2 separate regions of the Homo sapiens genome follow, and region 1 is linked to region 2. A link is a contact called in ENCODE Hi-C data. All regions are on one chromosome and are shown on one strand. Each heading gives the region's core, a stretch centred on a gene start or an enhancer-like site at or near the end of the contact. The rest is flanking DNA. Distances are from core to core; before and after follow the strand shown.

Region 1 (7,359 bases), core at 1,696-4,195, 510 kb before region 2:
CCTGTGGCCGGGCGCAGTAACTCACACCTGTAATCCCAGCACTTTGGGAGGCCAAGGCGGGGAGATCACGAGGTCAGGAGATAGAGACCATCCTGGCTAACACGCTGAAACCCCAACTCTATTAAATAACAAAAAAAAAAATTAGCCAGGTGTGGTGGCGGGCGCCTGTAGTCCCAGCTACTCGGGAGGCTGAGGCAGGAGAATGGTGTGAACCCGGGACGCAGAGCTTGCAGTGAGCCGAGATCGCACCACTGCACTCCAGCCTGGGCGACAGAGCAAGACTCCGTCTCAAAAACAAACAAACAAACAAAAAGCCAAACGCTTTTAAGCAGTTTTTCCGCCCTGGGTGGGCCAGGTGTTCCTTGCCCTCATTCTGGTAAACCTACAACCTTCCAGCGTGGGCGTCATGGCCATCATGAACATGTCACAGCGCTGCAGAGATTTTATTTATGGCCAGTTTTGGGGCTAGTTTACAGCCAGATTTTGGGGGGCCTGTTCCCAACAAGATTCAAGGCCTGAAGCCAGATCTCCCGGGAACTGGCTAGCCGTGTCCTAACAGCCTTTTCTGACAGAGCAGGAGCCATGCTCCGGACTCCCGCCCTGTTTGACCCCAAAGATCTAGAACCAGGCCAGGGGGCAAGGAGCATCCTCTGAAATGGCCGGCAGGTAGCCACGCTCACCACCAAGGAACTCGCACCAGGCAAACCGAGAAAGTGGGCACAGCCAGGGGCCCCACCGCCCTCCCTGCAGAGGCCTAGAGGAGAGGCATCGCAAGCCAGGGAGCCCCAGGGCGCTGGGTCGCCACCAGGGGGCAGCTGGGGATTGTGGCCTGGCCTGGCCAGCTGGGGCAGGGTTGGTGGAGTTGACCAGCTGTATCTGGCGGTTAATATATAAATATGTAGAAATTATTTTTTACTGGAGATGGTATTCTTTTAGTATCACTTCCCATGCTGTAATTTTCATCATTTTTCTTAGAATTTCTCACTGGTTTAATTTTCATTTTCTTTTTGGAAATGGAGTCTCTCAGTCACCCAGGCTGGAGTGCAGTGGTGTGATCTGGGCTCACTGCAACCTCTGCCTCCCGAGTTCAAGCGATTGTCCTGCCTCAGCCTCCCAAGTAGCTGGGATTACAGGTGTACACCATCACACCCAGCTAATTTTTCTATTTTTAGTAGCGACAGCGTTTCACCATGTTGGCCAGGCTGGTCTCAAACTCCTGACCTCAGGTGATCTGCCCACCTCGGCCTCCCAAAGTGCTGTGATTACAGGTGTGAGCCACCTCGCCCCACCTGGTGTAATTTTCCTCACATGCAAATGATCTAACAGTATCCACCGACCCAAGAACAAGGTCAACACTTCATTCTAAACCCAAACTTCACATTCAGAGCAGCAATCTTTTCCTACGCGGTTAAACACGACATTTCCTTGCGTTTGTTCATTGGGATTATTACAACTTGAAAATCTAACTGCCGCACAATCACGCTGTGAGATCCCGTCTTTCGCGGTATTGGGGTCTTTACTCAATACCAAAGGGCGGCCATGGTGGACATAACTACTACATGGTGAAATACTTTGGATATGCCCCCGTGTGTTTCCCTGGGGGCTAGCATAGCCTGTGAGTGGGGAGAGATGCTGTCCACAGGGCAGGACAGGAAGGCAGCTCCCACGTCCTCCCCTTCTGCCCTGACTCTCCAAGCAAGTAGGGCATAAAATGGTCCCCCCTTCACTGGAGATCCTCTGCTTCTAGGGACACATCCCCAGACCCCACCCCAACATGGCTGACACGGGGGTCTCAGCACAGGGGGGCTGCCCACCTCTCCCAAGGCTGCATCATCAGAGCCAGGGCAGCTGCACTAGGCCGTGGGACCTAGGTCTGCGATTCGCCCCTGTTGGAGCTGTCAGATTGTTTGAATTTGCCTCCCAGGCCATGCATGGGCCAGGGGCTCCCAGAGATGCGGTGGGGTAGGGACCACACCCCCGCTAGCAGGTGGGTGGGTGACAGTGATGGATGGACCAGGGTCCCCTCCACTGTTTCTCTGGCTGGACAGGGAGTTGCCCTCTGCCTGAACCCCTGCCAGTTCCATCTGTCTATCTGTGTGTCTATCGTCCTGCTACCTGTTTATTTTTAGACACAGGCGCAATCCAGCCTCCCCGAAGCTCCTCTGTGCTGGAAGCCTGGACGGGGAGGAAGGAAGTAAATATTTATGCTGATGAAGAATTCAGGAGCCAGGAAGGGCTGGTGGCCTGGTCCCTTGGCTGGCCTGGGGCCACAGGCCTCCCCACAGCCTCTGTCCTCACCCCCACCCCCACCCTTCCGGAGAAGGGGACCACAAGGGCAGGATGGTTTGGGAACTGGGAATTCCAGCTGACGGGGACACTCACTGGCAGCGCTGCCCAAGCAACATCCTTTGGCACCTGCCCCACTGCCTTCCCAGGACAGATGGGGACTCGGGGAGCCAGGGGCCCTGAGTCACCTTGTTCTTAGGGCCTGCAGGGGACACTTCCCCAGGAGGAGCCTGTCTCCCCAGGTGGGGCCAGCCACACGGCCCAAAGCCAGAGGGAGGACTCCAATGCACCCCCTTCATCAGCAGGTCCAGTCCCCAGGGGCACCCCCACACACTTCCTGCCACTGGGTCCTGCCAGGGAGGCAGGGGTTCATTCCAATGCAGGCCAGAGCCCGGCACACGGCCTGCGTCCCTGCCCCCGGGAAAGGAAGGAGCTGCCCCCAGCCCTACACCTCCCAGCATCCCTGTTCCAGGCCCTCCCCACCCAGAGTTTTTCCTCCAATGGAGGCCCCACCCCAGAGGGGAGACGGTCAGTGACCCTGCTTCAGTTCTGACCTTGGCCAGGCTTAAAGCCTCCCCTTCCACCCCCGCCCCGACCGGCAGCAGCCAGTTCTGGGCTCTGCTCTGTGCTTTTGTTCCCGGCTGGGTGAAGGGGGCAGGCGAGAGCTAGGTTCCTGCTCTCCTGAAAGCCTCGGAGGCCCAGAGCGGGGAGCAGCGGGCCTGCAACCAGGGAACCCTGAGTGAGTGCCCATGAGCGGGTGGCCGTGGCTCTCCCCAGCGTAAGGCCGACAGCCTGGCTCTGGACAAGCTCAGCCAGAGGCCTGGGTGCTAATTACTGCGGGGTCCCGAGGGCAGGAGCCGGCTCTCGGTCAGGTGGGGGCACCCCGTGGATGCTCCCCGGGCGCAGCGCAAGGCCCGCCGGCCCCACGCCCCTCTGCGCCTCCTGGTGGAGCCTTCCGTTCCTCAGTTTCCCCCCGGTGGGACAGCGCAGCGTGGAGGGTGCACAGAGCCCAGGGCCGCGTCTCTCGAGCACTCAGCCTGGGATGCGCCCAGGGCAGCGCCCCCACACGCAAGGGCCCAGGGGTTGGGGCGAGGGCTGGGGTTGTCGGTGGGGGGTGGGGGTGGCCGCGGAACCGGCCGCTGCGCGGCTCCTCCAGCTGCAAAAGGAACTAATTAGAGCGGGGCGAGCGGGAGGAAGCGGCTGCGGCGAGGGAGGAAGCGCGCGGGGGCGGCCGCGGGGACCACCGGGACGGCGGGGGCTTCGGGGGACCGGGCCCTGCCCTTCCCACCCACCGCAGGGCGGGGGTCACCCGGAGGGTGGGCTGGGCGGGCCCCCCGCCACCCTGGCCGAGACAATGGCTGCTATTGTGTGCCCGACCGCAGCCCGAGCAGACGGCCCCCAGCTGCAGCGCTGGCGGAGCCACCCGGCCCCCCGCCCGCAGTCCCCGGCCAGGCCAGGTAGCCAAGGATCCCGCCCTGGCAGGCGGGGCCGGCCACTGTCCCCACCCTCCCTACTGGAAGGCACGGGGCGACCCAGCACACTCAGGGAAACTAAGGCCCGGAAAAGACAGTCTCTTCCAGGGCCCCTTGGCCTGGGGTGGGTCATACACCAGAGGGGGTAAAGGACCATTAGGTACTGACCACGTGTCAGGCCCATCTGTCCATGGATTCAATGACCCCTCTACAACCCTGCCTGGCAGTAGCTGCTGTCATTTTCCCGATCTCACAGATGGGGAAACTGAGGCTTGAGATCACTAGGCTAATAGGGAGCTGGTTGGAGTCCTGCTCTGAATAAAGCTCCTTCTAGGCCAGGCGCGGTGGCTGACGCCTGTAAGCCCAGCACATTGGGAGGCCGAGGCAGGAGAATCCCTTGAGTGCAGGAGTTCTACACCAGCCTGGGCAACATGGAAAAATCCCGTTTGAAGTAAAAAAATCAGCCGGTGGCCGGGCACGGTGGCTCATGCCTGTAATCCCAGCACTTTGGGAGGCCGAGGGCGGACCACCTGAGGTCAGGAGTTCCAGACCAGCCTGGCCAACATGGCGAAACGCTCTCTCTACTAAAAATACGAAAATTAGCCGGGCGTGGTGGCAGGTGTCTGTAATTCCAGCTACCCGGGAGGCTGAGGCAGGAGAATCGCTTGAACCAGGGAGGCAGAAGTTGCAGTGAGCTGAGATCGCGCCACTGCACTCCAGCCTGGGCGACGGAGTGAGACTCCATCTCGGAAAAAAAAAAAAAAAAAAAAATAGCTGGGCGTGGAAGCAGGGACCTGTGGTCCCAGCTACTCGGGAGGCTGAGGTGGGAGGATCGCCTGAGCCTGGGGAGTTTGAGGCTGCAGTAAGCCGAGATCACACCACTGCACTCCGGCCTGTCTCAAAAAACAACAAAAAAAGCTCCTCCTTTCCTGCTTGGGGGAGGGTGGCTGGCAGGCCCTAAGCCTGTGGAGGTGCAGGGTGCACTGGGGGGCTGTGTGCACCCACCCTGAGAACCACTTGGTCTCTTTGCAGAAGGAAGCGGGTCCTCTGTAAGATGGGGCTGCATCCCTGCCCCGCTCCCAGCAGCATGGGGTCAGGTGAGTGACCAGCGTGGCAGTGTTGTCAAGGGCAATGTGAGGAACACCCCTTGCCTTGGAGTGTCCTGCGAGTGCGCTTTTGGTCAGCAGTGGCCATTTAGCTGAGAACTTGGAGACAAGGCCTCAAGATGCATCTCTCAGAAGTCTATGTGGTCACCTTTGTTTTTTTTGTTTGTTTCTTTTTTGAGATGGAGTCTCACTCTGTCACCCAGGCTGGAGTGCAGTGGCACGATCTCAGCTCACTGCAAGCTCCGCCTCCCAGGTTCACAGCATTCTCCTGCCTCAGCCTCCTGAGTTGCTGGGACTACAGGCGCCCACCACCACACCCGGCTAATTTTTTTGTGTGTATTTTTTTAGTAGAGATAGGGTTTCACCGTGTTAGCCAGGATGGTCTCGATATCCTGACCTCGTGATCCGCCCACCTCGGCCTCCCAAAGTGCTGGGATTACAGGCGTGAGCCACCAAGTCTGGCCTTTTTTTTTTTTTTTTTTTTTTTTTTTAAGACACAGAGTCTTGCTCTGTCTCCCAGGCTGGACTGCAGTGGCGTGGTCATGGCTAACTGCCGCCGAGGCTCAAGAGATCCTCCTGCCTCAGCCTGCAGAGCAGCTAGGACCACAGGTGCACCACCACCACACCCAGCTCATTTTTAAATTTTTTATTTTGCAGAGATGGGGGGGTCTCCCTGTGTCATCCAGGCTGGTCTCGATCTCCTGGACTCAAGCCATCCTCCTGTCTCTGCCTCCCAAAGTGCTAGGATTACAGGCAGGAGCCACCACGCCCAGCCCGTCATCTTCTAATTTAACAGAAAGAGGAAGTGAGTCCCTGGTCACTCCTGAACCAGTCAGAGAAACCCTGGTCTGTGGGTGTCCCTGAGTCTATTACTGGAACCATCACTTCAGCAGTATGGTCTTACAGATGGGGAAACTGAGGGCTGAAGGGGGAGGCATCCAGCCCAGGCTGCACAAGTAGGTGGCAAACCCACAACCAGAAGCCACGGGCAAGCAGCATGAGGACAGTACCCATAGCCAGGTGCGGGTACTGTGAAGGCAGGTGCTGTTTCATCCCCATTTTACAGATGCAAAAACTGAGGCTCAGGGGAGTGAAGTGACCCATCCAAGGTCCCACAGCTTGTCCGTGGCAGAGCTGGGTTTCAACCCCAGGTAAGTCCAGAAGCCATGTTCACTATTGGCCCTTCCTATGTCAGGGGCTCAGGCTTGGTACCCCCTCCCCGCCCAGGGACTTGTGGGGCTAGGAGGGATAGCAGAGCAGGCAGTGGGTGGGCGCTGGAGGGGCTGGCTGGGGTGGGGGGCCCACCAGGAGGCTTGGAGAGCCGAGGGCAGATCTGCTGCCAAAGCAAACGGCCCCACAGCCCCAGATTCCTGGGAACCAGCTGCGGCTCCCTGCTCTGGCCAAGAGCTCCACCCTCCTTGGCCGCCCAGCAGCAGGGGCTGGCGGGCAGGGGCAGGGCCTGCTGGGGGCCCCAGGCAGGAGGGCTCGTCCTCTCAGGGCCCCCCTTCCTGACCAGGCAACAGAACCGGACTCGAAATCTGGGGCCCCACCCGGCTCTGCTACTCCCTTTGCGTGTCTCTTCAGTCTGCGCCTCATCCCCCTCATCCCAAATGGGATTATATAGGACCCCCATGTTGGGTTTCAGGGAGAAACCAATGCAGTGCTGCACATCCAATCACTATTGAGTGCTTCTCCTTCGTCCGTAACGTTCAGCACGGAGAACAGTGCCTGGCACATAGTAGGTGCTTAATAAAACGTGCTGAATGAATCGTCGCCAGTGTGCATGAGTCCATAGCCTTTGGCCCATCTACCGCTGTGAGGGCAGCTGAGTGGGGACTGGCCATCCCCTCTATGCCACTGCAGTCTCACCCTGAACCAGGAGAACCTGGGCTCTGCCACCTGCCAGCCAGCGTGCACCCTAAACAAGCCTATGCCCCTCAAAGAACCTCAGGCCTCTTCAATCCTGGGGAGTGACCACAGCTGGCCCTAACCACCTTCCAGAGCCCAACTGCATCAAAGAAAGAGCACTACAAGGCCCCGGGAAGGCCTGATCAACCCTGGAAGGAGCTGGCCGCAGACAGGCCTCCTCCCAGGACTGGAGGGGGAGGAGCTTATCCTGAGGCCTGGCCCAGCAGATCCCAGGAGAGGGGCCAGGGCAGGCGGCACTTCCTGGAAGAGTGGGGGATTCACCGTCCCTGGGAACCTTTGGCTCAGTAGGCAGCCCCTCCCCCTCCCAAGACGGGGCACTCAGCCAGCACCCCCGGACCTTTTGGGAGGGCAGACCCCCTCCCGGGGTGGGAACACAAGGGGTCCGAGGTGACCCAGCCAGGGCTGACCTCTGCCCTCTGCCGTGGGGTCCTCGGGAAAGCACCTGAAGATGGGATGTGCCAGGGATCTTTTTTCTGCGTGTTCACAGAGTGTGCCCCAGGGCCAGGCTGCCTGGTTACAGCCCCCTGTGCCACCCCTGGCTGTGGGAACTCAGAAAGGCCCTGCTG
Region 2 (7,495 bases), core at 733-3,232:
TCCGATCTTTATTTCTCCTTTTCTCTGAACCGTTGCGTTACCTATACACATTCACGCCTTCCTTTATTGCCGCCTCCTTTACTGTGCGTTCTTGACGTCCCTTTTTATGAGTGAGTGGAGTGTAGATCCGTGGAAAAAGGTGCTTCTCTGCCTTGCATGAGCGCTCTATGTGGAAGGTCTGGGGAAAACATCGGGTGGCTTTGTCAGGTGACTTATTGAGGCCCTCTGTCCCGCTGGGCCATAGTTGGATTGCAGTGTAAATTAATTTCGTCTTTACAAAGATTCACTCTTTTGTGTGTGTGTGTGACAGAGTCTTGCTGTGTTACCCAGGCTGGAGTGCAGTGGTGCAATCTTGGCTCACTGCAACCTCCTACTCCCAGGGTTCAAGTGATTCTCCTGCCTAAGCCTCTCCTTAAGCGATTCTCCTGCCTAAACCTGTAGCTGGGGCTACAGGTGTGTGCCACCATGCCTGGCTAATTTTTGTATTTTTAGTAGAGACAGGGTTTCACCATATTGGCCAGGCGGGTCTCCAACTCCTGACCTCAGGTGATCCACCCGCCTTGGCCTTTCAAAGTGCTGGGATTACAGGCGTGAGCCACCACGCCCAGCCAAGATTCAGTCTTTATAGAATAAAATTTTTCTCACATTTTTTATCACCTTTTCTTCTTTTTTCCTCTTTTTCCATTGCCCGTGTGAAGTTGGCTTGGATTGGCATGAAAGGGGCACTTAATCCTGAAGAGAGTCTACTCTTCTACCTAAAAAAAAATATTAGGACTTAAAAGAATTAGGAGAAACAGTGCCTTCAAATTTTATCTCCCTTTTCTTGGATCATTTTGCCTCAGATTAGCTGTTCTTTGTGTAAAATACTCTGGGAAGTGGTGTCCAGGGTGCGGGGCTATGGAATCCCAGTCACTGGGCAGTGGGGATGGAAGACCTTGCTCCACGAACTCCCCAGTCTCCTGGAAAGGCTGCTGGCCATCCACTCTGGGCCCCACAGGGAGGATTGCCATGGTGAGGGCCTCCCAGTCCAGGGGTTGACAGTTAAGTCTGCAGACTCAGAACCCTCAGTTGTCACTCACTGCGAGTAGCAACATCTCCCAGGAGTGTAGCCTTTATGTGAATCAAGCACTGATGGTTTGAAATAAAAAATGTCATCAGATTTTTAGAATCAGAAAGAACTTTAAAGATCACCTAATGATAATCTAAATGCTTCCTATTTTATAGATAAGGAAAACTGAGGGACCAAGAGGTTTGTCCCAGTTACATGGCTGATGAGGGGCAGAAACAGGATTAGAAATAGTTTCTCCAGTGACCTTGACCCGTCGTTTTTGCTTATGCATTAATGCAGACTGCACCTTGGGGAACCAGCGTCTCTAACTGTAGGGACCTGCCAAGGTGTACCAATAGTATTAGGGTGCCGGTTTCACTGCTAGAAGTTTCTGGAGCAGTTGGGTGACTAACAGTGAGGATACAGGCCTGCATTTCCACTCTTCTTCTAAGTCACATTCTGGTCGTGGCTGTGTGTGTGTGTACACAGTGGCTCAATTATGGATCACTACATCCTCAACCTCTTGGGTTCGAGCAGTCCTCCCACCTCAGCCTCCGAAATAGCTGGGACTACAAGCACACGCCGTCACACCTGGCTAATTATTTTTTGTAGAGAAGGGGGTTTTGCTACGTTGCCCAGGTTGGTCTCAAACTCCTGGCCTCAAGCAATCCTCGTGCCTGGGAGGATCTTAACCCAAGAAGACAAGGAATGCTTCTTGAAAGACATTATCCAAATGAAATACAGTGAGAGTTGCTAAATACTTTGTTACTAGTCTTCCAGTTAGGACTTATCCTTCCAGGGCAAATGTTCAGACCTGGGGGCCGCACATTTTCCTGAATGCATTCCAGGTTGGCAGCACATAAGACTTCAATTGAGGGGGAAGGTGGGCTGTTCACCTGCCCAGGTGCTTTAGCCCAACTCTCCTGCCCCAGGTGCACCCTGGACAGCCAAGTGCTGTCTGTGGCACTGTAATCAGTGGCGTATTTCTCCTTACTCTATATTTACCAAGTTGATATACTGGAAGGATTCCAAGAGCAAGCGAGTGATAGCAGACAACTGAATGCAGTCATGTCTTTCCATGAAAACTGCTTTTCTTGGCTTTCTTCCAACAATGGTAGGTTGCCAAGAGAAAATGCTTTTGGCTTTACAAATGATCTGGCCGTAGTCTGGGGTGGTTCTGGTTCTTTATGTCATTGAAAATGATAAATATTTCTGGCTATTCAATTATTTAGCAAACTTTTGCTCTTGATGTACTGAACTGTGTTGTTTTTTTACACCTTATATGAATTTGTGGTTTTACATGTATACCAACTTGTGGAGAAAGATGCTAAAAAAACTCCAGCTTGAAAAATATGTCAGGTTAGGCTGAAGCCACATCAAATGGAAGTTTGTTGCTGTGTCGTGGCTGGCTTATGAGTGGTAGTTGCATCCATTTCTTTTTTCGTGGGAGTGTTCTTTCATGTTCAGTTCTTCTATGTTTTGGTTTAAATTTTAACCCAAGAATGTTAGGCTAGGGTATTTTAATCATATGTCATTATTGCTTATGATTTAAGTTTGAAATAAACACCCTGAGTTTATTGTTCTTAAAGCTAAAAAACAATGTAGAATGAAAACTGGAAACGCTTATGATTTACCAGGACAATTAGAAAATAATGGCCTTTTCAGAGTATTTCTACAAATAGCAAATGCACAAGATTGTTGTTGTCACAGTGTTTTTCTGAAAATGTCCCATAATCCAAATGCCAGTAATCCCAGCCGGCCTCTCCCTATCGTCCTACATGTTGGAACCACTCTCCACCATTACACGTTCTCTGTAAAGCATTCCTTTATTTCATTACTGTTTAAGCATGGTCAGGAAAGAAATCATATGTAGTGTAGAATGATTGCTCCCAAAGCTGTCTCTCACCTCCTCACCCCTAGTACTCACTGTCGCAGCTGCTCATCTTAGTGCTTCGCATATAGGAACTTGTTTAGTTCTCACGCAACCCTTAGAGGAGGTGCTGTGATCTCCATTTTACAGATGATAAAACCAAGGTGCAGAGAGGTTTAAGTAAATCCCTAGCAAGTGGTGGAGTCGCCATTCAGATATCCCCAGAGCCCACATAGTTGACCGCAATGGCATGTTGCCTCTATGGATGAAATTGTATTTGTGGCTGTGTTCCAATAAGAAAAATTTGGTTTTTTCAGAAAGAGGCATTGGGCTGCCTTTGGCCCACAGGCCGCACTTTGCCACCCTGTTTTCATAGACAGATCCTGTCTCTGTCCCGGCTACTGGCGTGAGGCCGGTGAACTTGAAGGAGACAGAGTTGCGTTAAGCGGGGAGGTGATGAGCCCCCGTGCAAGGGTGAAGCCTCTAGTGGGGGCTGTGGGGAGCGTCTGCTGAGTTCTCAGGCTGATTTAGTGTGTCCCTGCCCTTTCCGGGGGGCCCCTTCCTCACCTATAAAGTGGTAGGTTTTAGCTAGTCTTATTTCTCCACTTGTCTTTGCAAAGCTTATTACTGAACATCATATTTTGGTTCCTTTTTGTGTGTTTTTGACCAGCATCAGTGACACCCCCCAAAGCCCACTTCCTCTGAGTGGTCTGCTGTGTATTGTGGCTTGAGGCGTGTCTTGAGGTGTGAGGAAAACTGCTGAAGTAGTCAGCTGCTGCAAAAATGGACTTAGTGGGCTCCTCGGAACCACCTTAAGGCCAGGTGCGGTGGCTCACGCCTGTAATCCCAGCCCTTTGGGAGGCCAAGGCAGGCGGATCACTTGAGGTTAGGAGTTTGAGACCAGCCTGGCCAACGTGGTCTTTAGTAAAGATGGGGAAACCCCATCTCTACTAAAAATACAAAAATTAGCCAGGCGTGGTGGCACGCGCCTGTAGTCCCAGCTACTCAGGAGGCTGAGACGGGAGAATCGCTTGAACCAGGGAGGCAGAGGTTGCAGTGAGCTGGGACGGTGCCACTACACTCCAGCCTGGGCAACAAGAGTGAGACTCCATCTCAAAAAAAAAAAAAAAAAAAAAGAAAAGAAAACCTAAACATCAAACTCGGCACTTGTTGCACTGAGAGTTTCTGATGGCCTGGCCGACTCTAGGTCAAGTTCTGCGTCGCAGTGCCATTTCTGGCCGTCCTCCTCCCCGGCCCCCCATTGGTCACATGGTGGCCCCCTCAGGTGCATACTCATAAGTGGTTATGGTCAACCCCTTCTTGTGAGTGTGCACTTCAAAATGACGTTTGGAGATGAAAACTGGGGGAGTTTGTTTGTCGGAGTGGTTGTTCTTATGAGTGGTTGATGTCTCTGGAAGTGGACTATTTGCAAAGGCTCCCATACATGGCTCAGGGTTGTGTGAGATGAGGAACCAGCTTGCCCTTCCCTGAAAATGAGGGGCATGGAGGAAGTTTCCTTCCTCCAAGGACAGGTATTCTTAATCTTTAGGAGATCTTAGAGTGACCCTCAGAAATGAACATCACACAAAATTGTGAACTGGTGCCCACCCAAATGCTCCCTCCCCTGCCCCCATGGACTGCCTGGCCCATTGCCTCCCCCCAGTGGAGTTTGGCCTGCAAAGAACGTGTTTCTCTGACCTTTTCGACAGAAGAGCCAGAAAATGGATGCTTGGCTTGCTACTATTGTAGAAACCTGTTCTGGGGAAATACTTCTATTTTGATGATTTCTTCTATAACCTTTCAGTCTAAACCCCTTTTCAATATCAGGAGTTTTTCTGATGATATTGAAGGACTTGACTTGACTTTTCTCTCTCCTTAAACCCTTAATTAGTTTTTGGATTTCCATTTACTAACTTTTTTACGAGACTAGATCTCACTTGAGAGAAGGGGGAGTTAGGTGAGTAGTAGAGAGATTCTCCTGGTTAGTGAGTGGAGAGAATCTTTCTGGTCTTTCTGAGCCTGGAGCTTGTTTTCTTACTAATGTTTTGATAGCTGTCATATCATTACAAGTAGAAAATGATAGTATTTGTCCCACACACTGAGGTAAACAGAGGAGGCTGTTGGCAGCCAGAAGTGACCATGGAGGCTGATGGGTCAGTAATTCTGTGTGCAAGTGGAAAGCTCTGGGTAAGGGCATGAGTGGGGCCTTGTACCAAAGTCAGGGTTTTCCTGGCCCAAAGATGTAGCACAGAGGACCCATTTTATAGCCAGACTGGACTTGTGTATCTGCTGTGATCACACACACCCGTTTCACCATTCTGAAAACCAACTCCGAAGGCCTGTTCTCGTTCTGCCCGACTTTTCAGCATGGGAAAGTAGCTGTCCACTCCTGTCCACTCCAACTGGTAGCTGAGATCCTTGTTTGGAAGTTTTGAAGATAGAAAGGGCACTGTTCCTGCTGCCTCTTCCGATGCCCCCTCCAGCCATTGCTGACCCTCTTTGTGCCTTGACTTTGGTCACTTGTTCGTGGTTCTTTGACCACCTCCTTCCTGGCTCTATTCCTAGGGGCTGCGTGGCATGGTGGTGCTTTGGCGTGTTCATTCATTTGGGTCCTTCCGCTGCATCCCTGGTATGTTGCAGGGGATGCAGAGAATGTTCCAGGAAGGTGAGAAGTTTTATCCTAGTTTTGTGACCAAAACAGGTTCAGGATAGATTATTACAAACATTTATGTGACAGATAATCCTCTAGAGCCGTGTGGTACTTTGTACTTTCCGTGGTACCCATGTCTGCTGGAGTAGATGGACAGTCACAGTCTGCCTTTTCCCTCCTCTTTGTTGATCATGGTCACTCACCTACTTGCCAGACAGTTCAGACCCGCAGCCACAGGATTTAATGGATGGGCTAGGCTCAGCACCAGGATTTGCTGCAGGTGCCTCTTTGTATTGTTCTTGGGTTTTGAGCTGAACTTAAAGAGGAATTTCCTCATCAGAGCTCACACTGCAGTCATGTTAAGGCTAATCCAGTTTCACCCCCATTCTTTCTTGGGGGCAGTGGTTGGAGTTGGGGAAACCTCAGGATCTGGCTTCAATATTTTTCTTATCATACACAGGGACTATGCATTACATATTTTTACTCTCTGAGTGAAGTGATAGAAAACAGAAGTAGGTTCTCAAACAGTTAATTGATTGATACGCTTGGTCACAATGCTTTTTAATGGGAAACCTGGGAGAGCTGTGAGGCATTGTTTAATTTAGTTTCATTATGGAAGCTCTTGTTCTTTTTTTGGGTACTTACTATAGTTAACTTTTCCTATTTTCTGAGATTAAACTTGAATTAAATGCTTAAAGGAGTTCTGTTAGGAAGAACAGAGTAAAAGAAACTTCTAATATGTATGGGCTGTTGTTGAATGAGGCAGAATATAAATACTTTATGGGTTTTAATTTGTTAATATATAAATTTTACTATTAACTGAACAGTTGCCTATTCTCTGTTCTGCTTTTTTAATTTTATTTAAAAGAGTGTATGGAATACAAAAAAAAAGAATGAATAAGACTTTGTATTTGCTAGCACAACAGGGTGACTATTCAAAAATAATTTAATTCTACATTTTTAAATAACTGAAAGACTGTAATTGGATTGTTTATAACACAAAGGATAAATGCTTGAGGTGACGGACACCCCATTTAACCTGGGTGTGATTATTACACAGTGCATGCCTGTAAAAAAAACTCATGTAACCCATAAATATATATACCTACTATGTACCTCCCAAAATTAAAAATGAAAAAACTTTTTAAAAGATTATATAGAGGTTCTCTAGCAGCATTAAACCAAATCCTGATGAACCTCCATTGAAAATAAAGCCAGCTTTACAAAAAAAAAAAAAAATTTTTTTTTTTTTTTTTTTTGAGATGGAGTCTCCCCTCTGTCATCCAGGCTGGAGTGCAGTGGCAAGATCTCAGCTCACTGCATTTTCTGCCTCCCGGGTTCAAGCAGTTTATTCTGGCTCATCGTGGGATTATACGCACGCACCACCATGCCTAGCTAATTTTTGTATTTTTAGTAGAGATGGAGTTTCACCATGTTGGCCAGGCTGGTCTCGAACTGCTGACCTTAAGTGATCCGCCTGCCTTAGCCTCCCAAAGTGCTGGAATTACAGGCATGAGCACCCAGCCTACCAAACTATTATCAAGTACCTGTTGGGACGTTTAAAGAAATGTAGATTTTCATTAATTAGCGTTAGACATCTTGATTTTAGTATTTCATTTTGGGCATTGGTCCTAAGAAGTATATGTTAGCCTAGGGTGGGGGACCACAGTGCTCAGTTTGATTAATGGAGAATAGATATATACTAGGAATTCAGAAATCTAGAATCTCTAGAAGCAAATGGTTTTTATTCATAACTGCAGGCTAGGACCAGTGCATGGCTCTTGAGTTCTGCCAGGAGGTGGTTTGGCACCAGGAGGTAGCCTTGCCTGGGCAATGAGCAGTGATACCCTGTGAGAGAGCTGACCTCTTTAGCCTGGTTATTAACTTTCTCTGATAAGGAGAGGCTGGGGCTGGCCCTGGTGCCAGA

The links. Hi-C counts contacts between places; a loop is a spot of excess contacts on that map. Pooled maps may share reads with other maps.
Region 1: a loop to region 2 is called in a pooled map of posterior vena cava, with 2.3 times the contacts of the local background. The contact joins the promoter of GLIS2-AS1 here to the enhancer-like site in region 2. A Hi-C loop is called at or near these places in 1 of 50 pooled maps.

The regions. Positions count from the first base shown.
Region 1 is chr16:4,323,926-4,331,284 of GRCh38, reverse strand. GLIS2-AS1 (GLIS2 antisense RNA 1) reads left to right here and starts at 2,945. Exons shown (of 4, transcript NR_110901.1): 1 at 2,945-3,025; 2 at 4,791-4,855; 3 at 5,931-6,015; 4 at 6,510-6,637. All of the region lies in intron 1 of GLIS2 (GLIS family zinc finger 2), which reads right to left. RefSeq lists enhancers at 1,717-2,717, 5,751-6,535.
Region 2 is chr16:3,814,863-3,822,357 of GRCh38, reverse strand. All of the region lies in intron 2 of CREBBP (CREB binding lysine acetyltransferase), which reads left to right. Among named protein-coding and RNA genes, the nearest start is that of CREBBP, 62 kb to the left of the region's middle. RefSeq lists an enhancer at 1-286. Within about 2 kb of position 1,982, at least 7 of the 41 ENCODE cell types and tissues checked have a DNase peak (open chromatin) inside an H3K27ac peak, as active enhancers do.